Linked DNA regions of Mus musculus: all the other regions are linked to region 1. Evidence: chromatin loops called from intact Hi-C (ENCODE). Cell type or tissue: left cerebral cortex. All regions are shown on one strand. Links, peaks and the distances in the headings refer to the core of each region. The heading gives the core; the rest is flanking DNA.

What was found. A loop is a pair of places that touch in the nucleus more often than their neighbours do. Peaks named below come from ENCODE experiments on the same cell type or tissue, not always from the same donor. Only the 100,000 strongest peaks of a DNase experiment are listed, where the experiment ranks them.
Region 2: a loop joins it to region 1, with 2.0 times the contacts of the local background. A loop is called at or near these places in 2 of 42 quality-filtered maps.
Region 3: a loop joins it to region 1, with 2.6 times the contacts of the local background. A loop is called at or near these places in 2 of 42 quality-filtered maps.
Region 4: it touches region 1 in a loop (3-fold over the local background); 2 of 42 quality-filtered maps call a loop at or near these places.

Annotation. Positions count from the first base shown.
Region 1 is chr5:89,874,877-89,882,943 of GRCm38, reverse strand. It overlaps Adamts3 (a disintegrin-like and metallopeptidase (reprolysin type) with thrombospondin type 1 motif, 3), which reads left to right. Exons shown (of 22, transcript NM_001081401.2): 1 at 1-122; 2 at 1,382-1,409. The coding sequence starts at 54. Among named protein-coding and RNA genes, the nearest start is that of Adamts3, 4.4 kb to the left of the region's middle. In left cerebral cortex, for the core only: no CTCF peak of the experiment used is centred there; DNase peaks (open chromatin) are centred at 3,379, 3,781, 4,001 and 6,030; H3K4me3 peaks cover 90 bases.
Region 2 is chr5:89,939,031-89,947,097 of GRCm38, reverse strand. No RefSeq gene overlaps it. Among named protein-coding and RNA genes, the nearest start is that of Adamts3, 60 kb to the right of the region's middle. In left cerebral cortex, for the core only: no CTCF peak of the experiment used is centred there; DNase peaks (open chromatin) are centred at 2,023, 4,287 and 4,606.
Region 3 is chr5:89,710,578-89,718,644 of GRCm38, reverse strand. It overlaps Adamts3 (a disintegrin-like and metallopeptidase (reprolysin type) with thrombospondin type 1 motif, 3), which reads left to right. Exons shown (of 22, transcript NM_001081401.2): 6 at 7,905-7,988. Among named protein-coding and RNA genes, the nearest start is that of Gm7056, 98 kb to the right of the region's middle. In left cerebral cortex, for the core only: a CTCF peak has its summit at 3,910 (motif pointing left); a DNase peak (open chromatin) is centred at 3,873.
Region 4 is chr5:89,699,497-89,707,563 of GRCm38, reverse strand. Adamts3 (a disintegrin-like and metallopeptidase (reprolysin type) with thrombospondin type 1 motif, 3) reads left to right here. Exons shown (of 22, transcript NM_001081401.2): 9 at 116-259; 10 at 782-914; 11 at 2,260-2,373; 12 at 4,485-4,630; 13 at 5,750-5,925; 14 at 7,024-7,157. Among named protein-coding and RNA genes, the nearest start is that of Gm7056, 87 kb to the right of the region's middle. In left cerebral cortex, for the core only: a CTCF peak has its summit at 4,246 (motif pointing left); DNase peaks (open chromatin) are centred at 3,076, 4,573 and 5,746.

The sequences.
Region 1 (8,067 bases), core at 1,429-6,428:
TTGCGCTGGGGTAGCTGCTTTGCCCAGTAGTTGCGAAGTACACTCGACTCGTGATGGTGTTCCTGTCACTTTGGTTGATAGCAGCCTCTCTGGTAGAGGTTAGGACATCAGCTGATGGACAAGTAAGTGGAAAATAATAATAAAAAAAACTCAAACCCAACCTTTTCCCGACAGAGTTCCTCCCCTCCGTCCCTTTCACTCTCCCTTCCTCCCCTCCTGCCACCCTTCTGGGGCATCTTCTGCGTTCCGAGGCGGCGCGTGGAGGGCTGGGCGCTGCGCGGGGCTGGGGCCTGGGGGGCTCACTGCACCGGAGGTTGGACAGCCATCCCCCGGGAGCCTAGGTTCATCACACTTGGGGATCCCCTAGCCCGCGGCGACCAGGAGCGAACCAGGTGTGAGACTGCAGTCAGATCTCATCCTAGCGGGGCTATCAGGCTGTCCCCCCCTTTCGCGAGGGCGTTTCGGGCGCTCTGGCGAAGTTAGGGTTGTGGATCCCGGAGCCCACAGGCTCTCCCTCTTCCTGACTCCCTGCTCCTGCGGGCGGCCAGGGATAAGAGGTTTCAAGAAGTCGCCAGGCAGGACCCGGAGCTACCCAGCAGACACGTGTCCTGGGAGGACTGGGGCTGGGCTGCAGTTTGACAGTTGGGGAGGGCCTGGGACGTTTCCTGCCCTCGCCTTTTCCGCGGGCAGCCAGAGCTGGAGGCGTCTGCCGCCTCTTCCCCTCCCCCTCTGCAGAACTCCTCCTCTTTTTAAAGCTAAATTGAGTGCAGCTCTGGTGCCTTTCGGCCCTGCCCCCACCCTGTGGAGACTCAAGGTGAAGCTGACGTTCTCAGAAGGGCCCTTGAAGGAGGCTCAGGCTGGGGAGCCTTTTGTAATAAATCACACCCACACTGGAGCGGTGGGCTCTCAGTGCATGCTTTTTCTGTGAGTTTTTGTAGCCTCTCTGGTTTGCTTGGTCTGACCACGGGACTTTAAGACTGGGGCATTTCTCTAGTTGATTCTTAGGATTCAGGCCACTTCTCACCTGGTGAAATGTAGACTACGCCCCCAGCCCCCCCCCCCCCTTCCTGATTCGTGTGACTTAGTATTGGAGTTTTCCAAAGAGGCCATTGAGGGTCACTATTTTACTCTCTTCACAGATACTAAAATTAAAGCTGGCCAACAAGTCCCTCTCTCACATAGTCATAGAATTGGCTCATGTTCCTGTCACAAGAGCCTTCTAGGAACAACCGGGGGTCAGGCTTCAGGCAGCAATTCCAGTCTCTGGGTCTCCTGATTAGCCAGTCCCCCCAAAGCACTGATGGTAGAAATAACCAAGCAGCGAGATAAGATGAAACCCAGTAACCGTTTCTTTTTCTTGCTCCCCACCCCTCCTTTCCAGGCTGGTACTGACGAAATGGTGCAAATAGGTAAGCCTCCTTCTCAAATGTCACTCTTATCCTAGCTGTGAGCTGAGAACAAAGTTAAGGCCAAGCAAAAGAACTGTTTCTGAAAGTTTTCTAATGAGTGGTTAAAATAATGGATAGTCTTGGAATCATTTCTACTCTTCTGCTTTCCGTGGGTGGGTCGTATGTTCCTCGGGCTAAGTTATAGTGGCATCAATAGCCTTCCACTTCTGGAGCATCAATTTATTACTGACTGGGTGCAAGCTGCTGCTATGCCCTGGGAGAGTTACAGTGGGGTCGGAACACCAGAGATGTATAAAGTTAGACCCTCAACTTGTGTAACATAAGGAGAAACAAATTTAGTTATAACTGAAGACGGTTGTCAGGATGCTAGGATAAAGGGAAAAAGATGAAGAGAAAATTCACATTTGTTTTTGTTGTTCGTTTGTTTTTCCTTAAGTTTCCTTTGTCTATGCTCTTGGGGGAACTTTTTTTTTTTCTTAATTCCATGTGCTTGAAAATAATTATTTTTGAATATGTAAAGATGCTATTAAGGCCTTTCGCACCTGGTGCTGTGTGTGGGGGGCTATTAATTACTCCCATTTTACTGGTAAGGAAAGTTCAGAGTAAGTGATTTGTAACAGGGTTACTCCAAAGACAGCAATCACTTCTTGAAGTTTTTCCTAATATATTGTGTGTGTTTTGAATGCCACATTGGAAAGCCAGGGTATAATCAATATTCTTATATACATATATTAAACATCATTTTATGTGCATGGCACATTCTGCCTGCCTATGTCTGTTTATGTGTGTGACCCCAGGAGGTGTCAGATCCCCTGGAACTGGAGTTACAGATGGTTGTTATCCACCACTGTACCATTCATTCACTGGGTACTGGGAGATGAACTTGGGTACCCTGAAAGAGCACCCCATGCTCTTAATCACTGTTTTAGATACTTCTCATTTGCTGTGAAGAGACATGATGATCAAGGCAACTTATAGAAGAACGAGTTTTATTTGGGGCTTATAGTTTCAGAGGGTTAGAGTCCAATATCATCAAAATCAGAAGATGGTGGCAGGCAGGCAGGCAGGCAGGCAGGCAGGCAGGCAGGCCGGCAGGCAGGCAGGCAGGCCGGCAGGCAGGCAGGCAGGCAGGCCGGCAGGCAGGGAGGCAGGCAGGCAGATAGATGCTGGAGCACTAGCCGAGAGCTCACATCCTGAAACACAACCACAAGGAAGAGACAGACTAACTTGGAATGTCATGAGTCTTTTGAAACAAAAGCCCAGCCTGGTGACACCCCTCCTTCAAGAAAGCCTATCTCCCAATCCTTCCCAAGCAGTTCCACTGACTAGGAACAGAGAGTATTGAAGTAGATGAGCCTGGGGGGTGGGGGTGGGGAGGGCGTTCTCGCTCAAACCACTACACGTTCATATTTAAATTACTTTAAACGATAATCTTAGTTTTGGGTTCCTCACTATGAACTTTGCAGTTTTGAAGTGATAGTATGAAAAAGTTCAGGCTGGCTTAGAACTCGGTAAGTGGGCAAGGAGGCCCTCAAACTTCTTATCCAAATGCTGGGATTGAGGTACATGCTACCACACTAGGCTGTAAAGTCAATTTAAAAAGAGAGAGAGAGAGAGAGAGAGAGAGAGAGAGAGAGAGAGAGAGAGAGAGAGAGAGAGAGAGAGAGAATAGCTATCTCTACTACTGCAAACTTTGTTACAAGTTACTGACCACTTACTAAATGCCAGGTGTAGTGTTAGTTGCTTGCAGTGCATTGTATCATCTGATTCTCACAGTCTCAGGAAAGTGTAGGTAGGTGTGTCTGCTACAGAGATGAAGAACGGGAAATTTGAGAAACTTTGTTACAGCTACAGCTGCCTGCTGCAGTGCACAGTGAGGTCCACATGTGTTAACTAGTGGGCAAAACCAATATCCAGGTCCGAGCCGTATACAAATGCCCTTTGACTTAGAGTGAGATTATGTTTCATAGACTCAACATGAATTGGAAATATTCTGAGTCAACAAATGCATTTAATACACCCAGCTCAGGGGACGTAATAGCCTGGTTAGAGGTTAGAGGTTAGAGGTACAGCTAGTGGTCATGGCTGTTGATTAATGGTGTTGCCCATAGCTGCTGCACCTGGATACTGCTGCTCGGTGTGGGAAGAGGGTTAGTTCTCTTAGTGCTATTCTGAGAAGGATCAAAATTCAAAATTGTGCATTGTCTCCTGAGTCCATTTCACTGTTCTAACACCACGGAGCTGTGAACCACTTATATGCGCAGCACGCATCACACGTGTGTGACCATCTCCTTACTCAGGGCTTTCCTGTTGTGGAGTCTCTCCCCTCCCCACTTTTGGAGTTTAAGTGGCAAGAGCAGAACAGAAGGGAGAATGGTGGCTGAGAATGCACTGTGAACTGCCTAAGAAGAGAGATTAGTTTTGTGGTGATTGACTGCGCTCAGCCATCTGTCTATCTTTTTAAAGGAATTTAAAAAAGAAAAACCCCAAGCAGACAGGAAAAAGAACAGTCTTAGTTTTAATTACTGATTTCACCAGACGCTCCATTTTCAGTGTGTGATGAAAAAGACGTTTTAAGACGATCCGTTCTTCCAACACATTTGAGTCACACAATAAGACGTGTTGCCCTGATGAGATTTATCAGCGAGAATCAGGATTCTCTCATGTAAGAGGCCCAGCATCGACTTTGGTCCAGACTCTTGGCTGGTATCAATTACTTGAGTAGTTCTTTCTGCAGGAAAGAAACTAGTGCAGGTGTGCTTCAACTTTGGCTCAGAGGAGACAAATCAGCAGCCTGGCAGGGGTGCTTTTGGCGGCTCCTAGGTTGTATTTCTGGAGATTTATAGTGTTTGTCTCCCCGTTCCTGTTCTGTGCGGGTTCTCTTTGTTACTGACATTTTATTTACCATATTCTAGTTTAATGAAAGAAACAGCAGCAGCAGCAGCAACAACATAAAGATTTTGACCCTGGAGTCTTGTGCTAACAAAGTATAGCCATCATTTATAGTCAATGTTAAAATTATAAGAGTGTTAAAAATGCTGCATTTCAGAAATCCTTATCCATAGCGTTGGATTCTTTTCTGTCTCCGTTTCAAAAGAGACTTGGAGATTTGGGAAAATACACTTGTATGTATGTACCGACTTCTCTCAATGGCCATTCGTTTGAAAGGGGGTTGGTTGTACGCAAAAGCCTGGAGATGCTGTTTGATTGATGAAACATTAGGAAAGACTAGTCCAGTCTGTAAAATTTATGTATGTATTTATTATTTATATCTATTACATTACAGATCGGCTAGAGAAATTCCGTAGCTCTGAATGGCTTCTGAGTATGTTTCAGGAAGAGATAAACATAATTTAGTGATAAACCGCAAACTGTGGAGAAGCTAAATTTGAAATGATTTAAAGTTTCATCTGCTTGCAGGATAATGTGTGGATTCACCCTGCAGCTTGATGCTTCTCCTAAGGTACATACTAATGCATGTGGATCAATAAGCGCAGGGATCCATCCCATAATCAACCACCAAACACAGACACTATTGCATATGCCAGCAAGATTTTGCTGAAAGGACCCTGATATAGCTGTCTCTTGTGAGGCTATGCCAGTGCCTGGCAAAAACAGAAGTGGATGCTCACAGTCAGCTATTGGATGGAACACAGGGCCCCCCCAATGGAGGAGCTAGAGAAAGTACCCAAGGAGCTGAAGGGGTCTGCAACCCTATAGGCGGAACAACAATATGAACTAACCAGTACCCCCAGAGCTCGTGTCTCTAGCTGCATATGTAGCAGAAGATAGCTTAGTTGGCCATCACTGGGAAGAGAGGCCCCTTGGTCTTGCAAACTTTATATGCCCCAGTACAAGGGAATTCAAGGGCCAAGAAATGGGAGTGGGTGGGTAGGGGACCAGGGAGGGGGGAAGGTATAGGGAACTTTTGGGATAGCATTTGAGATGTAAATAAAGAAAATATCTAATAAAAAAGTAAAAAATAAAATAAAATCACCTAGGAAACAACAACAACAACAACAAATAAGCAGAATATAGCCAACACCCCTGTGGCCTCCCTCCCGCCACCTTCCCGATTCTTAGCCCTCAGTAAACATAGCCACACTCCTGATTTTATAACAGCGTTAGATTAATTTTGTCTGGCATTTCTTCTTTTTAGCAAACAAAATCACACAATATGATACTGTAGCATATGGCCCAGGATGCCAATTTTAAAAATATCTATATGACATGTCTTAGCCCACTAGAGTCGGAGAAGGATTCTATTTAGGTAGAGAGAAGGCAGTTTGTAGTGGAGGCAATGGCAGGTTAGAAGACATTAGGTTTCTCACCTGTGTAGTGTCTCACAGTTGATATGGCTTCTCTCTTAACCAGTGGGGAAAACACATTCTTGGTATGAGAGGAGGTTTGGCTCACTCTAGAGAAAAATAGGGAAATAGATTTTGAACTCTGATCTCTTTTGGGACCTCTTTGTTAATAGAGAAACTACCTACTGCTTTGCCCAACCTGTGAATGTTGAAGTATATTTGTGGAGTTATGGTCATGTGTGACTCATGAGTTCATTGGCATGTCTCTGGCATTTGTTGTGGAGCTCTTTCTCGTCTGACTCAGCACATGGTCTTCGTGGGATGCGAGGGAGTCATTGTGGGCATCTGCATGGCTGCCTTAATTGGGTTAGGAGGCTCCGTGACACACGAGGGTTAGGGAACAATTAGAGTCCTGTGGAAATTGGAAAATCTGAAAAAAAGAATCCCCAATCTCTTTGTTTTGAAACCATCCCTTTGCAATTCTCTTGAATGTCGCTTGAGAAAGGATCATGGTACAGGGTTAAACTGTTTTTCCTCAGCAACTCTTGTTGGGACGGGACCATGTTTATTTTTCTCCACTCTATTTCTAGTCTTCAGTTGTAAAATCCATTGCATTCCATCCTTTAGAAAGTGGTATCTCTGTCCACTCAGACACTTAGTTTAAATAAGAAATAATTAGTCACCATTGGGATGTATCTATACCTGTCTTTATACATCATTTTCAGAGTTTAGTGGGAGTCATTTGGCGAATGGTTGACTTGGCATATGGAGGCCCTGTCATTGCTTTAGGCAAAGACTCTAGCTTTAAGATGGCTGTGTCTTGGTACATAAAGCCACACTTGGTACCCCAGAGATGTGTTACTCAGTGACTAGTTGTCTCAGGCAGGGCATTATTACATAGAGATCTATCTTCTGGATTTCTTTAAATAAATGCTTTTGTTCAGTGCCTTTCTTCAGGTTTAGTGAGTCCCCAAGAAAATGGTGAATATGACAATGGTCACCAGTTAATCATTCAGTGCTATTGAGGCATCCTGTGACTACATTTATACCGCAGAGCACGGGGACCTTGGCTTGTTCATTTCGCTTGCTTTTCCACCCATGCTTAAGAAGTCTATGGCCAGTTGAATCCTATGTGTAGCTTTGGAAGGTCTGCTTAGGTTTTCCCTACTATCTGCTTGCAATCTCTGCCAGATTTGCCTATTCTCCCTTGTAAGTGAAGATTGCTGTTGCCGTGGAGCTGAAAATTTTCTTGCCTTTGCTTCTGTGGCTCTCTTGTTACTGTCTCAAATCGTCCTTTAGTGCTCAGAAATGTTAAGAAAACCCTCAAGGTCACCCCTGCCTCAGGATGACGAGCTTTAAACATTCTTTGCTTGTGAGAAGCCAACTCAGACTGCCTTGGAAATCCATTAGGGACGGTTCCAAATGGCCTGGTAAAGTTCTGAGTGGTTCAGAGATGAAGAATTTGGTTCTATCGCTTGGACTGTGTACAGGGATAACTTCCAGGGAACTCATTCTTTTGGAGAGAGGATTGCTATCAGTGGTGGGGCTTCTCCTTCGGAATCCTGTAATGGAATAGAGATCAACTTTGATTTCTCAACTTACTCAAGTTATTCCTAAACTACACGGGTGCTTCTCCCTGAAAGCTGTCATTCTTTTATTCTTATTACATATATGTTACATGTGTGCACTGTGGTGATCTTCTTGACAGTTTCTATGTTCTCTGGAACTCTGATAATCTCCCAAAGCCCCAACGATTGACAGACAGCTCAGACATTATTTTTTTATGCACTGTTCCTTTAATTGCAGTCTTTTAGATCCAATTCCAAAGTCTGAAAGCATAAATCTTACAGTTCTAAGCATTTTGGATAAGGAATGGTTAACCTGTACATGCAAAGCATAGTTGGTATGCGATCTAGTTGGAATAACTGGTGTGATAATAGGTGTTTGTATGAAGAAAAACTGCTTTAGTAGACTTGCTTTTGTTTTCCATAACATTACAGACTTCTTGCAAAAGTCACTGAATTCCATCATGATTGTCTAGAACTTGATAATTCTTTTTCTTAGGATGTCTGCTTTCCTATAGTAATGAATGCTGCCACATGGTGTTATATATAGGTCATTACCTGCATGTCAAATAACTGCTTAAAAAGAAAGCCCTAGAGGTTAGTTACTAAGCAGACACACTTCATATATTTTGACAAATGGCTTTTGGGAAAAAAAAACTATGAAATAAACCCCTTACAGTTTAGGAGTAAATTGACTTTTTAGAAAATTTACTTAAAAGTTAACTTCGGCTTTGCTTAGTTATTAGAATACATTTAAAATATTTAAGGGTCTCTGAAAGAGGCAAG
Region 2 (8,067 bases), core at 1,639-6,638, 64 kb before region 1:
AAGATAACATTTCTAAAAAAGGAAGGAGGAGGGTTGAGAAAAATAAGACTGGAAAGGCGATTAAAATTTTAGACGCACATACTTACAGACAGTAAATGAGAAATTTAAAACTCAAACACTGTGTTGTGCTTAAGCATTTGAAACCCACAGGGTAAGTGCATCACTTCCTCCAGGGTGTCTGTGTTATGAAATTACTGGGCCAAGTCTGGAGGTAGCTCTTCCCAGGCATAGTAATTAAATAGTAACTACCTATCTGATTTTCCTTTGCTTAATAAAAAAATTTACACATGTGGACAAAATGTTCAGAAAAAATGGAAGCAGTTAATGCAATTAAAAGATTCACATAGTTATTTATGTGTATGTAGTATGTATGTATGTATGTATGTATGTATGTATGTATGTATGTATATATGCATGCAGGAACTGGTAGAGGCCAGAACAGGGTACCAAATAGCCTGGAGCTGTAGTCTGTCGAGTATCACCTGATATAGGTATTGGGAGTAGAACTTGGGTCCTTTAAAAGAGCACTACATACTCTCAACTGCTAAACTATGTCTCCAGCCCAAAATTTATTTACTCAATTGGCTTTCACTTAATGAATTTAGTGGATTAATAAGCACTTCTTGTGGCCTTTGTAGAGTATGTGCCCTATAGGTTTCTGAGTACTGATGTCTTGTACTTTATGCTGTACTAGGGAACCCACTTTGAATTGTAATCTTGAATGTTTTAGGTCATGCCAGTTGTATTCATTACTGTAATTACCTAACCTGAATATTTCTGCAAATCAACAAAGTATACATGGTGTTAGACAATAGGTATTTACTTATGTTGAAGTTAAATGAAATGTTTTGGAGCAACTTTTAAAAGAAAGAGCTACAAATAATATCACATTGTGCTTATCATAGTATTTGGGAAAGACTGTAACCATGGTGACTAGGAGGGTTTATCATGTGTTTTACTTCATTAGAGAATTTAAATACATTTGAAAAACACTGAAACTGGAGATCTTCATCAAAACCCGTCAATGTGGCTTATGTGAGAAGGCTAGGTGAAACACCCACCAAGCGTGCATTCTCAAGGGAATTGGTATTTTTATTTATTTCATTGTGCTTGTCTTACATCAAAGGGCTGGTTATTCTGTGCAAATGTATTCATGTGAACATAAAAATTCTCTTTCTTTTAGACAGTGGAAAAAAAAATCACCTCTTGCCTCTGACTCTCCTAAAACATTTGTTCAGATGATTTCTCTGATGCTGTGCTGAAACCCTGACAGGATAGGAATGCTCTGACAGCCATACTTGGAGAAATGCATATGAAGACAGAGGACGCCCAGCGCATTTTCTGTGTTGGCAGCTTTTACAGTGTACAACCTTTCCACGTGATTATAATAGAAAGTGTTAGTTATTTCCTGGATTATTTGTGGAGTCTAAAACCTTTCCACCACACATGTAACTAATTTACCCCCGTTTTACCAGCATTGGGTCTGTGATTAGCTGCCTTTAAGAACAGTGTGCTGGGCCTCTGCTTTGGAACATGGCAGTCAGCTCTGCCTGTGTAAGGAAAGGGAAGTCCAATAGAGACCACCTCCTAAGTTGCCACTGAACTTCAAACTGCTTGCCTGCTGATTTGTGTGTGTGTGTGTGTGTGTGTGTGTGTGTGTGTGTGTGTGTGTGTGTGTGTGTGTGTGTGTAATTTTCCTGGTTATCTCATCAAAGGCCAGATAGCATTTCCAATATGGGGGAGAATCACCTGGACTCCCATTGGTTTTTGGCACCTGGCACACATTACATTCAATTCAGGTTAATAGCAAGCATGTGGGTGCCATTTGTTCTGAAAACCAAGGCACTCCGTTATTAAATGCACCACAATGCATACTTAACCAATTACTATATTACTGGAAAAGCTGACTTCCAGAAGGAGGCTACCTCACAGACTGTACAGCCACATCTGTGGTGGGAGCTGTACCAAACCTGGTATCTGCAGCAAAGGGTAACTCTCAGATCACTGGGCTAGGCACAGAATTATCAAGTGTCTCTGTCAACACTAACTCCCACACGACCCAAACTTAGTCACCAAAGAACATTGGAATACCAGAAACACTGTCAGTTAGCATTTTAGCATGCTTTTTTTTTTTTCCTCAAAAAATGCTAACAGATTTTGGCTTAACTTTGGGGAATTGCATTGTACCCGGCATGCAACTGATTCCTAGGAGTATTCAGTCTCTTCTTTTTGTATGTGCGTAAAAGAACAGTGTATTATTAAATTTTTTTTCAAAGATGTCCTACATATATTTCTAATGACTCCTACAAAATTTTCCTTCCCAAAGGAAAAAAAATCTAAAAGGGCCAATGCAGGGGCCACTTCAGACTCTGTAGGTACCACGGGAGGCTGCTGTAGTAAAGTGAATATTAAATTGAGAAGCCAAAATTAGAAGCTGCAAAATCATCTTTCAGAGGCTTAGGGTTACCCAGGAACAAGTAAGCTTGCCACATGGCAATAAGATGCAAAGTATGGGGGGAGGCATTGCCACATCTCGTGCTGATGGGCATGCAATGGCATCGCCACCACTAAGTAGCCAACATAAAAGAGTATTCCTTAGCCAGAACAAGTGAGGGCTGGTTCTAGAACTGGAGCCTTCTAGTATTAGAAGGGAAATTTGCTCTTCAACTTGCTAATACAACTACACACAGTAAGCATATGACATCACACTCAACTGGCCAATAGTTCTGCCCAGGGTCTAAGCACACAGACTCTGCCATGTTCAGTTGATGTCCCTAGGAGGCCTGATCTTTTCTAGGGGAGATAAGCAAGAAGAGGGAATCTGAGGGAGAGGGAATTGGTGGGGGCGGATATGTGGCTGGGAGTAGTGGAGGGAGGGGAAGCTGGGGCCTGAATGTATTGTATAAGAGAAGATTAGTAAAAATTAAAAAGCCATGGAATCTGAAGACAAATTACTGCTACTTGAGATGGCTTTCTACTTCCGACACCTGTAGTTGTCCAGTGCTTCTGTCTTCTTAACTGGAAAATGATTGGAGTCATCGTGTGTACATATGGGACATTGCAGGTAGAGGTGAATATCTGCAGAATGAACAGAAGTGCATAGGGTGGGCCTGATATGGACCATGTGCTTAATGCGCAGTCGTCACTATGGGCACTCATTGCTTCCCTGTGCTGGAACCTGGCTGTGAGGTCTTTCGGGGCAGTGGCCCCACAGTGTCCTTCGTATTGTGTGGAAATTGTGTGCGCTAAGGAGTTTTACTTTTAATTAGAGAAGCCTCTTATGTGCTATGCTTTCTCTCCCTCCCTGGCATTTGGTGGTAAGTGTGCTGTGGTAGGGATTAGCGGGTCAGAGGGATAGCAGAAGCAGGCTGACAGCTTGATGTTCACACTGAAAAGTTTTCTGTCTTCCTCCTCCTCAGGCCTGCTGTGAGGCACAGAATGAATAAAGGGGTGGGGGTGTGTGGCAGTGGCCTCTGGGTTGAGATCAAATGCCTTGGAATGTGTGAGGTAATGTGAGAAAGAGAATGGAGAGATTTGGTTGTTAAAAACCTGTAAGAGAATTTTAGAGACATTACAGCTATTGATTTCTCATCTAGCCCTGGGGACCAATTAATCTTGGAGAGAATTCCCAGGAAGTTTGGGGTTAACTGATCCTCTTGGAAATCAGACAAAGAGAATCAGAGTTCTAATGAAGTCTCTCTGGAGCATGCTTCACGGGCTCTCAAGCTTCTGTAGTCTTTATATTAGCTGTTCTTCTATTATGTCATTATTATGCTGTACATAATTATGATAATGGCCATCATGGCTGACATTGTGGGATTATGACTTATTCATCTGTACATTTCCAGCACCTCACATAATACCTTGCAAATAATGGGTATATAATGAGTGCTTGAAAAAGAAATACAAGAATACAGAGAAAATGGGGGGGGGGAGACAGGAGGAGAAGGAGGAGAGATGAGAAAAGAATGGAAGGGAAGGGAGAAAAGAAGGAAGAAGGAGGGAAGAGGAGAAATGCAAGAGAAAGGGGGAAATAGGGAAGGAAAGAGGTGACCAGACTGAGGGAGGGATACAGAGGAGGAAGGCAGGAACATCCAGACTAGCACTTATCTTCAGAGTTGCAGCAAATGCCAGAAAGGTCTTAAAGATTCCTACAAAAGGGATATAATCTTTCCCAATAACACGTCCCAAAGTAACAGGACTATTTTGAACAGAGATGCCAGGAAACCCACAGCTCAATTCCATCTAATCACTACCCTGGAAGGCTAAGTTTTCAGAGAGCATAATACATGTTAAAGAGGAGGCAGTCTAATGAGATTTAGACAGCACATAGATCTAGAAAGCTGTATTTGCACGTTGGAAAGGAAAAAGAGGTTGAAATTCTCAAACACTGGAAACAGTATAATAGAAATGTAGTTGTATTATTCTTCGCATGCTTCTGAAGCATGAGCGAGAACTTTTCATCTATTTCTAACTCTCTGGTAGATGATGAAAAACAAACCATTGCACTTTTGCTAAGCCAGAGCACCTTTTCATGCTTTTCTTAGTCTCCTGAGGTTGGTGAGTTGCTTACTGTTCAGCAGTTTGCTTGCCAGAAGGAGTCACTGTAATGAGACGTTGGAAGCTAAATGTGAAAAATCTCATGAATTTGGAAGCAAACGTGCTTTCTGCTTTCTGAAGACAAGTTGACTCCAATTCCAGGACTGGCTCAGCACACTGCCACTTCTCATGCACATTCCTAGTATCTTAGCTCAGCCTACCGAGGTGCAGGCAGCCACCACTTTCCAACGCTGCCCCTGCCAGCAGGCAAAGTCACCTGACAAAAGAGGTCTGACAGTGTTAGCTATCTGCTAGAGACAAAAAGGGGAGTGGAACAGAAAATCCTAATTCCTTCACCAGTGTTAATACAAGTCTGATGTGAAGATGCTATTGGCAAAGGAAACCATAAGACTTAGTTCTCTTAAACATTGGAGTAGTACAGGCATCTACTTTATTCTGTGTTATTTTTAGGTTGGTTGAGCAAATGTGAAAGAGCTCAAAGACACATAAACATTCACAGATATGAACTTCACACATATTGAAGGCTTAGGTTAATCCACTTTCACTAAAAAATATTTTGAACACAAAAATATGCTTTAATAGAACTCTTAGAATTCTTGACTTTTCTCAAGGCTGTGAATATGAACACACACACACTAGAACTCCCTTCTTTTCATTTTTTCAAAGGTGGAGATCACATCCAAGATCTAATGCTTGCTAGGCACACATCCTCCTGCTGAGCTACACCTTAGCTCTTCCTTTCCTGGGTAGAGACTTCCCACTTTGCCATGCCCTGTCACTCATAACCATGTACTATGGCAGTGGCACATGGATAGTCCCTGTACCCCAGCAGTGCTGGCCACTGCTGCTTACCTTTTCTTTACAACTAAATGTTCTTTCTTGAGTCTTCCGTCAATCTGGCTTAGTGATCATAAATTCTTTAAAATGTTCTTAACATGGGAAACTTTTCTTTCTCCTTTGATTATGACTGATAGTTTTTCTGGGTATAGTAGTCTGAGCTGGAATCTTTGTTCCTTTATAACTTGTAGAAAATGGATCTAATCCCTTCTGGCTTTCATGGTCATCACTGAAAACTGTGCTGTTATTCTGATGAGTCTGCTTTTGTACATGAATTGTTCTTTCTCATACTACTTAGAAAATCATTTCTTTGCTCTGTACATGAGAATTTTCACTATTATATGATTTTAAGAGTTATGGTTCTGTCTATTTGATGTTGTACATATTTTGTATCTTTTCTAAAAACTTAAAAAAAAACCCTTTTTTTGTGAATTTCACATCATGTACCCCAACCCCACTAATTTCCCCTTCCCTCATACCCACCTTCCACCTTTATAATGTCCCTCACAACAGAGAAAAAAAATTCTCATTGTGGAAGCTGTAGTGTGCCACAGTGTGTCCCACAGTATACCGTCTTGCCCACATTTTGCTTGCAAATGTCCAATGCAATTACTTGTTGGTCTGGTATGAGGCCTCTGGCTTCTGCTACTTAATCCTGAAACCTCACTGGAACTCCTCTTAGATATCCTGTTGTGAAATGAAGAAAGGGAGAATTCAAGCACACACATAGACACACACAGATACATACAATCCTGGTTGGGCCCAACTACCTGTCTCATCAACTCCACAAGTGTTCATGCATACCAAATGGGGGACAGAACCCCTTAAGCCACACTTTATTTCTTCTCTCTGGCCTTCTTATACCTTATAAGACAAAAGATTTTTAGAAAATTACTTCATAGAAAAAAATGTTACACAAAAGAGTAGTTACAGAGGATGTTGATATAAGTTCAAAGCAGTGTTTCATTCTGTAAACTCATTATAAGTTCAAAGCAACAGTTTCACACGACCTCCTTTATCAGAGTGCACACCTGTGGCTTCATCCTTGGACCCGGCCTAGAAAGAATGATTTTTCTTGGTCAGAAGTCTGTTCCAAGCCTGCTTTCTTATCCTAGTGCAATCAGCCTGTGACATATGTAGGTTTACAGAGCCCTGTTTGCAGCTTTTCAGATTGCTGGAAATTATTTGTATAAATTTGGGAAATATATATATATATATATATGTGTGTGTGTGTGAGAGAGAGAGAGAGAGAGAGAGAGAGAGAGAGAGAGAGAGAGAGAGAGAGAGAGAGAGAGAAAGCAGTTTTACTGGGACAGTTTTACAGAGACAGGTTGCAGGTGAAGACAGAACGAGCCAGAGAATAAGAATGAATCAGAAAATCAGAACAGATTGCCAGAGATAGTTTGAGGCCAAACATAGCAATTCAGTCAGAAAACAAGTGAAGTCAGTATGAATCAGTCAGCTTGGAGAGGAGGTATGTACTAAGGGTGTGTCTGTTGTCAGGAGCCATCTAGGAAAGACTAAAGGCATGCAAGTAAGTTTTCTGGAGGTGGCCCATTGCTTTGCATGGCTGTGATGGGTAAGTTCTGCAAACTGGAGAACTTTCTGAGATTTTTTTTTATCCAGAGAGGAGTTTGGGCCAGAACAGCTGAGTTGAACCAGCCAGCCAGAGTTCAGAAAGAGCTAGAAAAGGTTAGTTTATTCAGCAGTAAGCCTCCAAGATGACAATTATATCTGGCAAATAAAAGTTACTTTTATAATTCCCATTGTTACACAGAAATGCTTCTTTGATAAGGCATGAGAGCTATACTTATTTGTGAGTATAAGGATACATTTTGGAATATAGTTAGGAATTATGCTCAAGTACTAAATTGGCAATAGTAGTTTTTGTTCTAAGATCGATAACTTCACTTGTAACAGGTAGCTGGCTAGGTTTTAGTACCAGGCATGGTTTCCTTTCTGTTGAGTGTGTCATACATCCAATTAGAAAGCTGTTGGTTACCACCAAAATAGGAATTGTACCTTAGGGGTCGGTCTTTTGTCATGGTGGTCATTATTTTGGTTCATAGGCATCATAGATGGATGTAACAGGACTATTGATTGCATCCCTCCCTTGGCAACTTGAATATTACTTTCTAGTACTATGGAAGATGGGCCACATCAATGAAGCTATCAGGTTAGGTCTACTTTGAATCATCTGAGTCCTTTGTTCTAGGTGTGTGATGTCTTCAGCAATATGGACTTATCGTCAACACTTGAGAGACAACCAAAGGCAGCAACAATAGCCTTTATGGTTTTGGAAGTCAGTTGGACTACCCTAAACAACAACTTGAATGGAGGTTCCTTATATTTAGTACTGTGATTTTTGTTAGACAGTCTACAGCCCTTGTGGAGACTGTTGCCATCCCAAGAGGCATAAGTATGTGTGTGTGTATGTGTGTGTATACTTAAGTTTAAGTCTTTTATTTATTCCATTGTTCTATATATCTGTTTTTGTGCCAAAATATGTTATTGATTTTTAATTACCATAGGTCTATAATATATCTTGAAATCTGGGATGTTAATTTCTCCAGCCTTCTTTGTCCTAAGGATAGCTTTGGCTCTCTGGAGTCTTTTCTGGTTCATATAAACTTTAGATTTTGTTTTTATTTCTCTGTGGAATGTGGAGGG
Region 3 (8,067 bases), core at 1,569-6,568, 160 kb after region 1:
GTTATTCATAAATGTAAGCGTTCATCATTGAAACACCAATACAATAACCTGTGTCCTCAAGATGCTTGTAGTTCATAAGAAAAACTAAAACCCCCGGGCTTTTCGGTTTGGAATGACATGACAGGCTTGCTAATGCAACCTCCTCACGGTAGAGACAGGAAGGTTTTGTTGGTGTTGCTGTTGATACATTGGCTCCTGCAATCCAGTGTGTGGTTGGGGTGGTAATGGTTACCACCCTTTCCCATCCCTTTTTGTTCTAGCGTATAAAGTAACATCCTTTTCTATTCATCTATAGTTTGGTCCTTTCTAGAGTCATTTCATTTATCAAGACCAGGATCAGTTAACAGGTCCTTTGAGTCTCTTGCAAACTAATTCCTCCTTGGTACACCGTGCTTTAATTTTTTTGAGAATAGTTTTCTGATAGCTTGTTTGTTCCTTGATTACACTTAACAGTATGTTTTTAAGCTTCATATGTGGAATGTTGACAGCTGCCTGCCGTGTACATATAAATAAAAACACAATTAATCTTATTCTCCCTCCATAACCTGGCTCTTACCAAGCACAGTGACTGAGTTTTAGCACATGGATGTTATTGATGTGCTTAATGACAACTTCTGGCTCTTAGGTAATGTCTATGGAATCACTCATCATCACTGTAAGGCAGATTTACCTGGAGATACATGTTCAGGCAGCCTTAGTGGGTCATGCAACAGTTTTCATTTTGGGTCAGTATCTAAAATCCAGGTATTTTTCTGTTGAAATTCACAACTGTGTGCTAGTATTTATTTATCCAGCATTTGTAGTCTCTCTTGAGACCACAATCCTGTTAAATCCCTAGGAAACAACAACAACAAAAACTAATAAAATCTAGCTCCCTCACATATCTTGCTAATTGTACCAGGTCAAATCAAATAATGCTAATAAAATGCGATAGTATTTTTTTTTCATTCGGAAGATCCATCACAGACATTATGTAAATATGAACTCAGAAGGAGGAAGTTGAGGTTTGGCCACTAATACCAGTGGTCTATAAAGTATTCAGAAGGGATGTGCTATATGAGCTGGATACCAAAGAATACATTGGGTATTGAAAGGTGGTGGTGGTGGGGGGGGGGACCAACTGTACTAATAAGGTACTGCAAGTGCAAGCTCATTGTGTTTTGATAACCACTGTTTTAGTTAGTATTTCTATTGTCGCAACAAAACCCCCCATGACCCAAAACCAACTTGGGGAGGAAAGAGTTTATTGAGCTTAGTCTGTCACTGGAGGAAGTCAGGATGGGAACTCAAGCAGGGCTGGAATGCCATGGCAGGAGCTGACACAGGCCATGGAGTGGTGTTGCTTACTGGCCTGTTTCATATGACTTGCACAGCCTGCTTTCTTATAAAACCCAGGATCACCAGCCCAGGGATGTCGCCACCCACCATGGACTGGGCCCTCCTCCTATCGATCACTAATTAATAAAATGCCTTACAGCTGGATCACATAACGGTGTTTCCTCAACTGAGGCTCCTTCCTCTGTGATGACTCTAGCTTGTGTCAAGTTGACACAAAACTGTCCAGTACACCCACTGTAGGTTTGCCTGTGTGGTAAATGATGGGGTACTGCAGGGAGACAGGGTAGGAGAGACTGGGTAGGAAGCTGAGGCTAACTTCAGGAAAATGGATGTACTATCCTAAGGCATGGGGAACTTTTTGCTAATAAGGAGCTGTAACAGGTTTTAGAGGTGATTAGCGATTTCTTGGGTGTGGGCTTTGGTTGAAGAAGGATGATTCCTTTTCTTTACCTCCTTCCGCAACTGTTCTCCAGCTCAGCACCTGTTTTTATATTCTCCCTCTTTCTTTAATACCCGAACTCAAACCCAGAGACTCATGCATTCTACGCAAGCTGTCTACCACCGACCCTCATCCACAATGCTGTTCGTTTCTTCTCACATTTATATTCTCCATGCTTTAAGGCCCGTGTTTCTCCCATTAGAATACATGTCTGGTCAGAGCTAATTCAAACTTATTTACTGTTTAGTTCCCCACTACTTGGATATCGGGGCACTTATCAAAGTCTGATGAGAGTATTATAAACAATTAGAGTCTTACATAGCATTATAGCGACTAGTAATGTTAGGTTGGAGTTGAGAGACAAATAGACTTGGTTACAGGACACCTGTCTATTCTGAGTATCAGGACGCCCCAGAGGAAAAGTGGGTGTGACTGTTTGGCATGTTTAGCTCCGTGAGACACAATTGTGGAGAATGATAATTCTTCATAGATCAATTCAGAATTTTTTCATGTTTGGCCAGAAGTACCCTGGCTGTCTTGACATGCAAAGATCTCTTTAAAAATTCACATATCTGAACTATTTATCTGCTTCTCTGAGCAAATGACAGTAATTGTGCCTAACATATATATATATGCCAAGTGCCATCTTAATCTCTGTTTCCATATAGACTCATGTGTTCCCTTCGATAACACTGTGAATACAATACTGTGGCAATTCATTTTTACCAATGTGAAACTGAGGCAAAGATGATGAAATCACATGCCCAGGGTCACATAGCTAAAACCCTAGCTAGGCAGGTAGGTGACAGGGCCCATGTTCCTAATCATTCTACCACACTGCCTCTCAAGACCCAATTCACCTGGAAGAAAAATGAGTGTCTCTTTGTTGAAGCCAGACAGAGCTGTTCATCAGCTAGTCAGACAAAGGTCAGACTGTCCTGCCAGGGGAATGCCCTGGAGAAATTGTTCTGACCGGGAACAAACCTGGAAGGAATTTTTTTTTTTTCAAGGAAAGAGATACTTGGTTGGATTTTTGCCTTTTTTGCCCTCTTTATATCATTGGCAACTTCATCAAAGTCAAGGCCATCTGAAAATTGAATTAATATTCTGTTTACCCTTTCTTTCAGGTCATTTAATGAGAACTCTGGGCTCGACCCTGAACTCCTCATTGAACATATCCAGAGCCCAGTAGGTTGGCACTACGAGTGACATTGTGATCAGTATTTCTTGTGTCAAATGCATGGCTTATAGCAACATCTACACTTAGTGCTTTTCTTATGCCCAACACTGACTTGACGCCACACCTTATTTTTTTCATTCACCTTTTTCTGGCCTTGATTTTTCCAGTACTTTTAGTGCACCATTGTTTTGATGAAAAAAAGAAATTGTTATTTGTAATAAATCTATCTTCACCTTTCTTTAAAATTCATCTGGAAGAAGATAACCAAAACAAACGAATGTTGCCCTCAGCTTGCTCTGTGACTGTGGCACTGGGAAAATTAACAACTCTGGGTTTCAATGTCCTCATCTGTAAAGTAAAGATTATATCTGTGAGTGTCTCAAGGGTTACTTGATTCAGTACAGGCTGACATATGAACAACAATGTCTGGCATCTAGAAAGGTATACACGATGTTAAGTGTTGCAAGTGGATCCTGATGGTGCTGCTTTTACTTGGGGACATATGCTTTCTTTGTCAGTACAACATCTTAAAACTATCGTCTTTACCAACATTATTTTAGTCCCCTCTGATTGGGTGAAGTTGGGAATTCAGTCTGACACACCCTTAGTTCCTTCTATACTGTGTTGGTTGCATGGTAAACATAGGCAGCTGATAGGGGTGGGCCTTTAGGCCTCTTATGGACTACTATAACCGGATTACACACAAACTCAAAATAAAAATTTGCCAATATTTTTGCTTTGCTTTTAAGATTCAGATAAGTAGTCATTCAAAATAAGATTCTCCTCATGCTCTTTTGAAACTTCTGTTTAGCTTAGTGGGAGCTGTTTTATTTGTGAGTAAACAGGAGAAGGCCCACTAGCCAGCTGGGGGTGTAGGTGCTTTGGAGGTGTAGGGAACAGACAACTGGTCCGTCTCTCCTATCAAGAGGTGCACAGTGCCATCTGCTGACAGATCTCTACCACCTCTGAGACAAACTACAAGGCAATGACTTTTTTTTCCAGTAATTTTCTTGATAATTATGAATTTCACCTTCCACTTGATTGACATGGAACAAATTCAAATTAAAGCTTTTTTTTTTTGAGAGAGAGAGAAGGTGGGTCGTGGCTATGGGTTTTCACAAAACCTCCCCATATACAGGCCGATGGGTTTGGAAAGGATTTGGCATTTGGCAGAGGATGGAGGTGTGTCATCCTGCTTGATTTGAGCAACCTGTCTATGAGGCAGGCAGAGCAATTATGGATACAAGTTTTCACCGAGAAACTTGAGGTCCAGAGTGGTTAGGTAGCCACTCTAAAGTCCCTGAGCTTACTGTGGGAAGGCAGGAACCAGAACCCAGAACCTATGACCCCAGAGAACCTGGCTCATTCTTCCTCCTAGTGCTCTTGCCCTGTGTGTGTCGCGGTGTGACAACACTGTACCTGTAGCACTGACGCGCATCAGGAGATGGGGAGCTGACATGTTACTAAGCATGGATTAAAAGTGAGTTATACATAGGAGTCAACTTTCTGGATCTTTGAGAAGCAACACGGTGAAGATGCAGGTCTTTGCCCAGGATAGACTGCTATTGTTGGTTTTTCTTATTGGAAGACTAGTTTCTGCTACTGTGAAAATATTGCTCCTCCTTTGATTAATTTTTTTAAAAAACTTTTTATTGGTTCTTTGTGAATTTCTCATCATACACGGAAATCCAACTGCATCTTCCCCTCCCCTAACCTGCTCTCCACCCCTGCAACCCCACAGGACCCCACCCCAACTGAGAAAAAAAAATCTCATTGTGTCATAGTATGTCCCACAGTATCTTTTTTTCCATTCTCCCTTGCCTGCAAATGTTCATTGCAATGACTTTCTGGTCTAGTACAAGGCCTCTGGCTCCTGGGACTCCTCTCAGATATCCTGTTGTTTCCCTGTGTTATGGAGATCCTGTAGTTTTGGCTCTGTAGGACTGGTTCCTTCGTGCTCTCCAGCAGTTCATCAATGGGTTAGGCCAATTCCAAGCCCTGGATCTGGGCCTGAGGAGGTATGTGAGCTGGTCATCCCTTTGGCTCTCCCACTTTCAAACCCTCAGGGCAGGCTCTCCAGCAACCCCTAAAACCAGGGTCAGCTCTACCCTCTGCCTAGGTGAGGTACAGGGCCCACTCTCCTGAATGTTGTTGCCAGTGAGCAGTGAGGGACAGGGACAGTTCTCCCATTCTCATGACCCAGAGAGCTAGCTCTTTTGCCTGCTATAGATGTCATGGGATGAGAGAATGGAGGAGGAGGAGGAGGAGGAGGAGGAGGAGGAGGAGGAGGAGGAGGAGGAGGAGGAGGGCATCAAACCCTAGTGCTAGCTCACCTGCAACCCCCACACCCAGGGGCAGCTCTACTGAGCTACCAAGATGAAGGGCAGGGCCAGCTATCCCACTTTGATGTCTCCAGAGCCAGCTCTCCTGCCTGCTATAGATAGCAAGGAGTGAAATGGGGGACATCTCTCCCTCACCCATGTCACCATACTAGGGCAGACAAGTGGGGGTCAGCTCTCCCATGCTCTCATTTCTCATTCTAGCTTGCCTCCACCCCCACTGTCAGGGTCAGCTCTACTGTGCTGATCAAGCAGGATACAAGACCAAGTCTGCTGCGCGCTGTAGCTGGTGAAGGGCAAGGACAATTCTCCTGTTCTCACGACCCCAAGGCCAGGTCTTCTGCCTGTAGCAGGAGGTGAGGGGAGAGGCAGGAGGAGGGTATCTCTCCCTCATCCACACCACTGCAGGGGGGACAAAAGGTAGGGCCCTCTCTCCAATGCTTATATCTTATATCCTTGGGGCTGGCTCACCTGAAACCCCTGGAATTGGGGGAGGGAAGGTTCATTTGCTCTCTTGCTCTCCCATGATGCTCAGGTGAAGGCTGAGGCCAATTCTGCACAGCCTTCAGACATCAACATGTGCCCAGGGCAGCAGCCCAGACCAGGGATGCCATCCTGGCCTTCGGTGGCACCATGCTGCTACAGACGTGGCCCCTTGTGGCAGTGCAAGCTAGGACCCTATCATGGTCCCCAGTGGCATCACCAGCTACTCACCTTATTTTGTCCCTTGCTATCCTCAAGTTGGTAGCCATTGAGGGATTTTTGAAGCAATGTGATCTGAGAAATTTAATGTCTTCTATCTTTAATCACTGTATCTCCCAAGTCATTCTGTATAGGACACATTTTCTGGGCTCTTTGGTCTCTGTTATTTTCTTTAAATGCCATTGTATTGTTGACCAGCTCTCTTATATGTCAGTACATAGTGAGTTCAATACTTTGGGTTTCCGTTAGCCTATAGTAAGCCAAACTGGCCATGGGTCACCTGCCTATACTCCTGGGCAATGCAAGGGTTCATCACAGAGTATTTTTTTTTTAATCTAGCTTATCTTCTATAGCTACCAAGCTAGATCTTTCTAATTAATGACTATATATAATTAATGCATATATATGTATATATGCATATATATGTATATATATGCATTTTCCACTTAAAGGTACCATAAAGCCTTTCCTGTTAGAATATGCTTTACCTTTTTTAGTATTTTCTACCTTAGACTGACCTTTCACATCTATCTTTGGTAGCTTTGTAAATGCTGTGTACAATCTGAATACATAGTATACTACCCATCAATTTAAGATCTAAAATGTTGAAATTATTCCATGCAGTCATGCTAGAATCTTGAAACATCTAACTCGAGATTTCTTGGCCTGTTTCTTGGTAGGTGTGGCAAGTCTAACATGGCAAGCCAGAGTACCCTGATGCATGAGTTTCATTCTATGATGATTAAATGTTCTGTATTTTCTGGCTTTGTACTCTTCTCTGCAGCTTTTAGATTTGCTAAGCCTGCCATCCAAACCTCCTGGATCTCAAGCGAAATTGTGGTTAGTTTTCATCTCTCTCCTAGTTTCTGTTAGAAGTTTGAGCCCTTGTTCTGGGGGAATAGCTCGGAACTGGAATCTAGCCAGGTAACCCTGCCTTTGTCATTTCTGCTAGCATTCACCAAGTTGGACAGACTTTCTTTGCACTCACTTTGCAGTAGCTTAATCAGAAGATATAATTACAGTGTGCTTTAGATTCCTGTCTGCCAGTAACGCACTGTGTGGTTTAGCTTGTCACTGACAGTCTACAGGCTTCATTGTCCTCCCTGTATGAAACACAGTTGAGCTGCAACCTAAAATTGCTCTGATTCCAACATCTGTACTATTAAAGTATACAAAGTCATTTCTGAGAAATTCTAGCCTAACTTTCAAAATGTAATAATGATATGGGAGTCAATTGAGATCTTCAGAGTTGAGTCCAGAACTGACATCTCTGATAAGCACTTGTACGGTCTCCTTAACACTGCATATTCTGAAAAGTATTTATCCCACAGTAGTTCTAAAAAAGCATTGCCCCAGCTGCTCGGTCCTGGGGGATGCTGGGAAAGCTACCTACTTGCTGACTCACAGATAGATCCCCAAAGCTTCGATACAGAAATCCCTCAGCCAAGATAGTACGTTTGCAAGCCATGTGGGCACTCTTGCTATATTGTCTGTCTTCTTCTGTTGTCTTGTGGCCACTCACAGAAGGACAGAAAATCAGGAGTCATTTTTTTTTTAATTTGTTTTATGTGAGTGTTGTGTTATATGTAGGCATATACACAAATGTGTGTGTGTGCGCACACACACACACACACACACACACAAATTTGTTAAATAAATCTCCTCCTAATATGTCTATGTTAATTTTTCTCTGTACTTTACAAAAACTCAATAATTCACATATCCAAAGATTGCTCCAAAACAAAAAATAAATTACTTCATTTTGGAGATTGGCTTAAACTAAATTTAAACACAATGTAAGTTGCCCAATCTGAGTAGAGGACTTGCAACTGGCGTGGCAATGTTGTGTGTGTCTTGAAATCCTTTGCATTGCCTTTCTTCTAGCAACTATCTCTTTTGTCTCCAGGTAAATGAAATCTACCACGATGAGTCCCTCGGAGTGCATATAAATGTGGTCCTGGTACGAATGATTATGCTTGGTTATGCAAAGGTAAAATACCTTAATGTGGGCTATAAAAATTAAGATTAGGCTAGCCAGTAAAAGATGGGGTGGCAAAACTACTTTCAAT
Region 4 (8,067 bases), core at 1,179-6,178, 180 kb after region 1:
AAGGAAGCCATGTTGAGTTGAAAAAAATAGGTCTTTCCCAGATTGTGTTGTGAGACAGGGAAATCCAAGCCATGGATCTGTGATTCTTACCCATGAAGTCTCCTTTGCGTTCTAGGTTGGGCATGGAGCATGACGGGCAAGGCAATCGGTGTGGCGATGAGACTGCCATGGGCAGTGTCATGGCGCCACTAGTGCAAGCTGCCTTCCATCGTTATCACTGGTCCAGATGCAGCGGTCAGGAACTGAAACGATACATCCAGTATGTGCCTCATTGCATGTCATGCCCTGCTGCATAGGCTACACATATGACCTTAGAGGTGTTGACCCAAAAGATTCTCCAGCGTCATACAATGGGTTAAGCCATGAGGCTAGAACTTGAGTCGTTTTATCTGGCATGGGGCTTCCTTGGGGTGGGGTAGATTCCTTGTGACTGGTGGTGAGATTTGTCCTGAGGATGGAGACAGGGTGTTTATATGGTTCCTGCATTTAACCCTGTTTATACCTCACAGTCCTATGCCACACTTCATATAGGGTCACTTGGTGACATGGGTAACGCCGCCGCAGCACCACTATATCCCGGGGGGGGGGGTGGTTCCTTTTCCCAACATTAGCAGAGATGAGAGGTGAGTGAAATAAAACCCAAATCCTTAAAATCCATGTTTCTGGGAACCTGCCCTATGTGCTGAACAAACCCCAGAGAAGTTGAGCCGAGAGTCCACTCCCTTTAAACTCTGATATCAACCCTGAGAATTTAAATGCACTTACTGTCCTCCTCCCACAGTTCCTATGACTGCCTCCTTGATGACCCCTTTGAACACGACTGGCCCAAACTCCCAGAACTTCCCGGAATTAATTACTCCATGGATGAGCAATGCCGTTTTGACTTTGGCGTTGGCTACAAGATGTGTACTGCGGTATGTGACCCACTGTTAACTTAGACATCTTATCTTGAAATTTGTCTGTGTCATTCCTGTTGGGTGGGCTTTGCAAACTCACTGGGACAAGTGTGAAAATATCTAAGGTTATCTTGCATTTGCTATGTTGATGGAGCTAAAGTAGACACTTTGGGTACATAGCCTGAATTAATCCTCATGAGAGATTAAAAAAAAAGGAGATGGAAAGATCAAAGTGTTTTGGTTTATAGTTATTTCTTTTGTTCTTTTCAAGATTGCAATATCATTCCACCATTGCCTCCTCCCAAATACCTCTCCTTGCTTTTTTTTTGAATTCATAGCTTTTAAAATTATAGCTGTTGTTACAGATACATACATTAGTGTTTATATATGTGTATGTGAACGTGTGTGTGTGTGTGTGTGTGTGTGTGTGTGTGTGTTTGTGTGTGTTTATACACATAATGCAGACGTGGCAGAAAGATTTCAAGGCTTTTGTCTTTAGGATGAAAAAGCCAAGATTGCAGAACTTCTCAGGCCACTTACTCACACCTGGTAAGACTAGCTAGCTGCACATCAACCAAGGCTCTCCAGCTTAAGACAATTGTGCTCTGCTCACCCCCCCCCCCACCCCCCAGCTTGTCTTACCTTCAGAGATGACGTTGAGCTTCTCTGTGGCATGATGGCCAGTATTCTACATGTTTGTGGCTAAAGAAAATGATTACCATGGTATATTAGAAGAAACTCAAATGGAATAATACTGTGAGAAGTGTGTGGGTGCATGCCTGGAATCACAGCACTTGCAAGACTGAGGCAGGAGGAAGATCAGTTTGAAGCCAGGCTTCACTCATTTGTTTACTGTATGCAGGACCAGCCTAGGCTATAAAATGAAGCTGTTTTGTGTGCTTTTAGTTTACGTTTCTACTTTTCACTAGTTAGACACTATGGTAATGGATGGCAGACAGAGTATGTCAGGTCTTACACTAAGTCCAGGAACTCAAGTACAATTGGTGACATCTCTGGCTTAGTTTCCTTGCATATGAACTATGGGTCACGATAGTATTTGTCTCTTACAGTTTATGTGGGGATGAAATGGGATGATGTAATTAATGTTCGTAGCACAATATGGGCATCTTATACTTGTCATTGCTGCTTCAGAACAGAGCATTCAGACCTGGAGCCCTAAGGCCAGTGCTTATTTCTTGACATGTTACCCCTTTGGCTATCAGCTTGAAATTAAAACAGCTCCCCCCCCCCACACACACACACATACCAAATACTATGACATGAAGAAAGCATGTATAAAATACAGTTGGCAAACATCCCGCTGTCTGAAAGGTCACCCATCGTTTGCTTCTTTTTCTTCCAGTTCCGAACCTTTGACCCATGTAAACAGCTATGGTGCAGCCACCCTGATAACCCATACTTCTGTAAGACCAAGAAGGGGCCCCCACTCGACGGGACTGAGTGTGCTGCTGGCAAGGTGAGTGTCTGCTGGTTAAGCTCCAGTGAGAGCTGTGGGGGAAAGTCTAGCAGATGATGATCGCTGCTGGCCTATCATTCTGCTGTTGTACCCATGGGCTCCTTATGGTAAGTCACTAAGATGGTGTTCTAGCCTCCATGGCTGCTACCACAAGCTGATGGTTCAAAACCCTAGGAGTTTGTTCTGAAATAGCTCTTGAGGACAAGAATCAGTTACACAGAGGTGAAGTCTGCATGTAGACGTGTTCCCTCCAAGACTGTGTGGCCATTGGTTCCTCTCCTCTCCTGGTTTCTGGCTACCTTCCTCCCACATCGTGACCCACCCTTCTGACCTTTGACAGTGGGTGTATATTCCCTCTGTCCCTTTCTGAATCTTTTCGTGATGGCTTGAGCCTACCTAGATATCTCAGGATCATTTTATTGAACGTAAAATCTTTAACTGAATCATGTTTACAAAGAATCTTTTAGTGAATAAGGTCACTTTCACAGGCCCAGACATTAGATGCTTTTGGGCCTGGGGGGACCAGTCCATTTGACTCTCTGTGGCCAAAGAGGAAAGGTAGTAGGGACAGCAGATCTCTGGCCCCTGCTACTGGGGTCTGATTTACTTGCTGGCATGGCCTCCCTTGTGAAAGCTGCCCAGAAATAAAAGGCATGTGAATTTATACAGAAGATTTGGCCTCACTCCTCGGGGAAGGATGCCCAAAGGTTTTAAATCTCAGAGTGTGTAGTTGAGACTGAATGCTTAGAAGCTGGCTGGATGCCAAGGTGTGCTTCTCTTAAGGGCAGAGAGCCCAAAACAAAGGCATGCTAAGAATGCAAGTCAAAGAGCCTTGACTAGTCTAGAAATAATAGATTGTAGATAGGACCAAGTAGTGACAGAAAAGATGAATGCAACTTTTACCTTTTTAAAAGGTTGATTTCAAACATACATGTATGGTTCTTATATGAAGTATGCATACTAATAAAAATCTGCTATTACAAGCACTTGCATTCTGTCAGACACTGTGGCAAATATATATATATATATATTGTCTTCCTTTGGGAAGAGTTAATAAATATGCCTTCAACTAAAAATAAGAGCTTCTGGCTTATAAAAAAAGTTATGTTATAATCAATTTAATATCTATCTCCTCTCTATATAATTATGTCCTAGTACAAGGTTTTGTTTTTTTTTTTTTTAACTTTTTTGCCCGTAAAGTACAAAAAGGCATTTGAAATTTTTGCAAAGAAAACAATCTATTCCCTCTGAGTATGTATCTGCCAGTGCAGCGCTGGGCATTATCAAGGACTCTCATGAGTAGCATTGTAGCTATGTTAACCCCTCTTTCTTCATACACTCTGGTGGCCTCTAAACAATTCATGATTTTTTTAATATCTTGATTTTACTTATCTAAAATGTAAATAACATAATCTAATCCATCCATTTCTCAGATTCATAACTTAATATTCTATGAAGCCAAAGGTGCTTTGAAAGCAGAGGATAGTTTTAACCAACTTATTTTTTTAAGTTGAGGCATATTTGCATGTCATTGTTTTAAATGGGGCATATTAGCATTTAAGCCCCTGCTGATAGAAGCAATGAGAAGTGAAGCCAGAATAATATCTGCTGGGCGGGCTGGACACTCATTTGTGACGTACCATTTCAAAACTTATCCAAGTAAATGTTATCTTACTTTTATATATATATAAAAAGCTTTATTTTTAGTGATGTCTAAGAATGTGCCTGAATATAACATATATATGCATGTGAGTGCATGCCCTGTATCTGTCTGGTGCCCACAGAGACCAGAAAAGGGCATCTGATCCCCTGGACTTAAAATTACAGATGGTTGTGAGCCACCCAATGTGGATAATGAGAACAGGACCCAAGGCCCTCTGCTGGAGAGCAGCAAGCGCTCTTCACCAGCTCCAAATGTGGCTTTTTAACTTTAGTTTTAAAATGATGGATCTAAGTTTTCCTTTGATAGGATACCTTTGTGCAGCAAATGCCTATGGGTATCTTAAATCCATATTTATCTGGAGGGAGAGTAAGGATTGAAGACCTTTTCATAAGTGTTTCCTGAATAACGTGTTTAATGACTCATAATTACCTTCTCTCGTTTCCCTAAGTGGTGCTATAAAGGACACTGCATGTGGAAGAATGCTAACCAGCAAAAGCAAGATGGCAACTGGGGGTCGTGGACCAAATTTGGCTCCTGTTCTAGGACATGTGGAACCGGTGTTCGTTTTAGAACACGCCAATGCAATAATCCCACGTGAGTGTGACCCTGCAATTCCTGTTGCTTTCTTATACACCAGACAGTGATTCATTGTTGTCATAGTGTTTTCTCTTCTTTCATCTCATTTGGAAAAACAGAGGCTATGGAAAGTACTGCTCACCACCAAAGTGGTGGAGAGTAGGCAGTGACGAGCAAGAGACATGCAAAAGAAGAGGTTTTTTTTTTTTTGTTTTTGTTTGTTTGTTTTTTGAGAACTGACATATGGAACTATTAGGAAATTGACCAGAGAGAGTAGGTGGTGTGTGCCCTGTAAGCTGTGACATGTTCACGAAGACGCAGAGAGGCATTGGACAGAAGTACCAACAACATCAGCTGAGTTCTAGAAGGTCAGGTCAGCTGCTTCAGTGTAGAAGCACAGAAAGATGGGGAGAAGGGCATTCAGGCAGGAACTCTGGGAAGAAAAGTCATCCATTCACTCAGCCAGACAAAATTCCTGCAAGCCTAGAAAAAGTGATGGAATTATCCAGCTTTGATATGCTAACTTGTCAGGCCGAGGTTTAACCTTCGAGCAGCCCGTTCTCTGTGCTGGCAGAAAGATGGCTCTGCGCATGACTTGTATAAAGACTACTGATGGCGATACACTGTCTTCACAGGCAGCCATAGAAGTAACAAGATCCAAAAAGCACGTCAGAAAGCGTTACACGTTCACCACAAGCCATGGTCTATTCTGAATGCTTTCAAAATGCCATCCCATCGAAAACCATTTCCTTGGTGGGAAAATTATCCCATTTTGCGTTTGACATAGAAGGAAGCAGAGACACGGGATTATAGGCTTAGGGTTTCTTTGGGTTGCACCTGCATGTTTTATACACGGTTGGAAATATCATCTTCTTGAGTTCACGTGCATGCTTTTCATCTGTCATGAATAAAACAAAACATTTGAAACCTAAGTCAGGTTGTGTTGGGGCGCAGGTTTTACTTCTCAGCACAGGGAGAAGGGTCCATTCGGAGAGACCCTAGACATTGGAAGGACAGCACCATTCAGCTTGTGCTGGCAGCGCAGACACTTGGCTCTCTGCCCAGCAGCACTGCTTCTGTGGGCCTGAGCTGCTGGGCTGATGCCAGGCAGCCTTTGAAATGTTGTCTTTTCTCTAGGCCCATCAATGGTGGGCAGGACTGCCCTGGTGTTAATTTTGAGTACCAGCTTTGTAATACAGAAGAATGCCAAAAGCACTTTGAGGACTTCAGGGCCCAGCAGTGCCAACAGCGTAACTCACACTTTGACTACCAGAATACCAAACACCACTGGCTGCCGCATGAACATCCCGACTGTGAGTGCATATCATTCTTTTGCCTGCTGTGTGGATGGTCACTTAGTGTTTAAGCCTTGCTGACACCAAGCCCTTGCACTCTTGGGTCCCGCCTATGTGGTAACATAAGAAGTCGGGTACTTAGAGAGGCCAGGCATTCCAGGTTCCCAAGAATCAGGCTGAAGAGTGCCTTTCTCCTGAGAGATAGGTATTGTGACAGACATGATATCTGGCAAATAGCCCTGTCACCACCCCCATGGGAAATGACATTGGATCACCTGATTCGACTGAAATCCTCAACTAAGAAATAACCACAGCCCAGGGGAAAGAGTTCATTTATAGCCAAGTTAGGATGAAAACAGTAAGGGAAAAATGAGGTGCCCATGTATTAAAGACTTCATAGCCTTGTCTAAGCTAGTTATTAAAAATACTCCTGGAAATTTTCTTCTAATGCTTGACTTCTTCCTATTAAATTCTGGGTTAGATGGGCTCAAAGTGAAATCTCTTCTCTTATCTCTGTGTGGCTGATCAGTGTGTATATACCACTGAATTCAACTGAGTGCTCTTTTAAAGGTAATGCAAGCATGGATAGGTCAAAGTTGAACACTTTAGAATAAATGCATTATTTTCTAATTTACTTTAGTGAACTGGGTCAATGTAATTTATCAATTATGCAGATGCTACAAAAGGCACAGATATCAGCTGAGTGATAGGGTGAGACCAAAAACTAAGGCAGTCAATGTTTTGAATGTTAATAAAGTGAAATTGGCTTTGATTCAAAGCTTACTAAAAAGCTAATGTAGGTGACATCAGGGTTTGTCAGTATAACCTGCCTGGGATAGTCTCAGTCTATATCTGACTGACATCCCTACCAAGAATATCCCTTATTACCCCAACAATGGTCTACTTTAGATGACATAAAATAATCCATCATTCACATTGATACAAAGATGCATGGTGGCGTATCTATACTTTTCATCCTCTCCCTATTGCATTCACCCAGTGTTACATTTGCTTTTCAGGAACCCATATTGAAATGTTGTATCTTAAAGTAAACTATGCTGGTCAAACATCCTATTTTATAAAAAAAATATTAATTTAAGCCTGCCTCTTATGCAGCCAAGAAAAGATGCCATCTTTACTGTCAGTCCAAAGAGACTGGGGATGTTGCTTACATGAAACAACTGGTGCACGACGGAACGCGATGCTCTTACAAAGATCCATACAGCATATGTGTGCGAGGAGAATGTGTGGTGAGTTCAAACCACTGCCTCCACAGTATCCTCCAGCATCCTGCAACATCATCCAACACCCCCCCCAACATCCCCAATATCCTGCAGCATCATCCAACACCCCCCAGCATCCCCAGTATCCTGTAGCATCCCCAGCATCCTGCAGCATCCCCAGCATCCTCCACCTCATAACATCCCCTGCATCCCCTGGCATCCCCCAGCATCCCTCAGCATCCTCCAACACCTCCCAGCATCCCTCAGCATCCTCTAACACCTCCCAGCATCCCCTAGCATTCCAGAGCATCCCATAGCATCCCCCAATACCTCCTAGCATCCCCCAGCATCCCCCAGCATCCCCCAGCATCCCCCAGCATCCCCCAGCATTCCCATTAAGCTCATTTGGTGTTCAAGAGAGGCATTGATCCCACTACGATAAAATAACTATCTTTAGGATCCTTCAATACATGTTTGTGTATTACATTTTAATTTAAATATTATTCTAATAAAAATCCAATTCTAAGTTTAAAAGATTAATGCAGAAATCCTTTTCTTTTACCGTGTCTTCCAAATAGTTCTATACTTAAATGCTGAATTCTATGTCAGGCCCCAAAATGTAGGCAATGAAATAGTTTTGTCTCATTTAGTCTTTTTTTAATGCACTTTGTTTCCTTGTTCATATGTAGCTGTTGCTGTAAGCATCCAAATTAAGTGGAACAGTGTTGTGAACATCCATTTCTTTTCAGTTAGCAAAACTGCAGCGTGCTGTTGTGTTGCTATAATAGAATACCATAGGCTGGGTAATTTATAAAACCAAAAGAAAGCAAATCCTAATGAGTTTAGGTGCTTTGGCTGATGGTTCTGGGTCTGGAAAGACCAAATGTGGTGATGGGGTCATTCATGCTAGAATGTTTAGAAGGGGAAGAGAGACTAG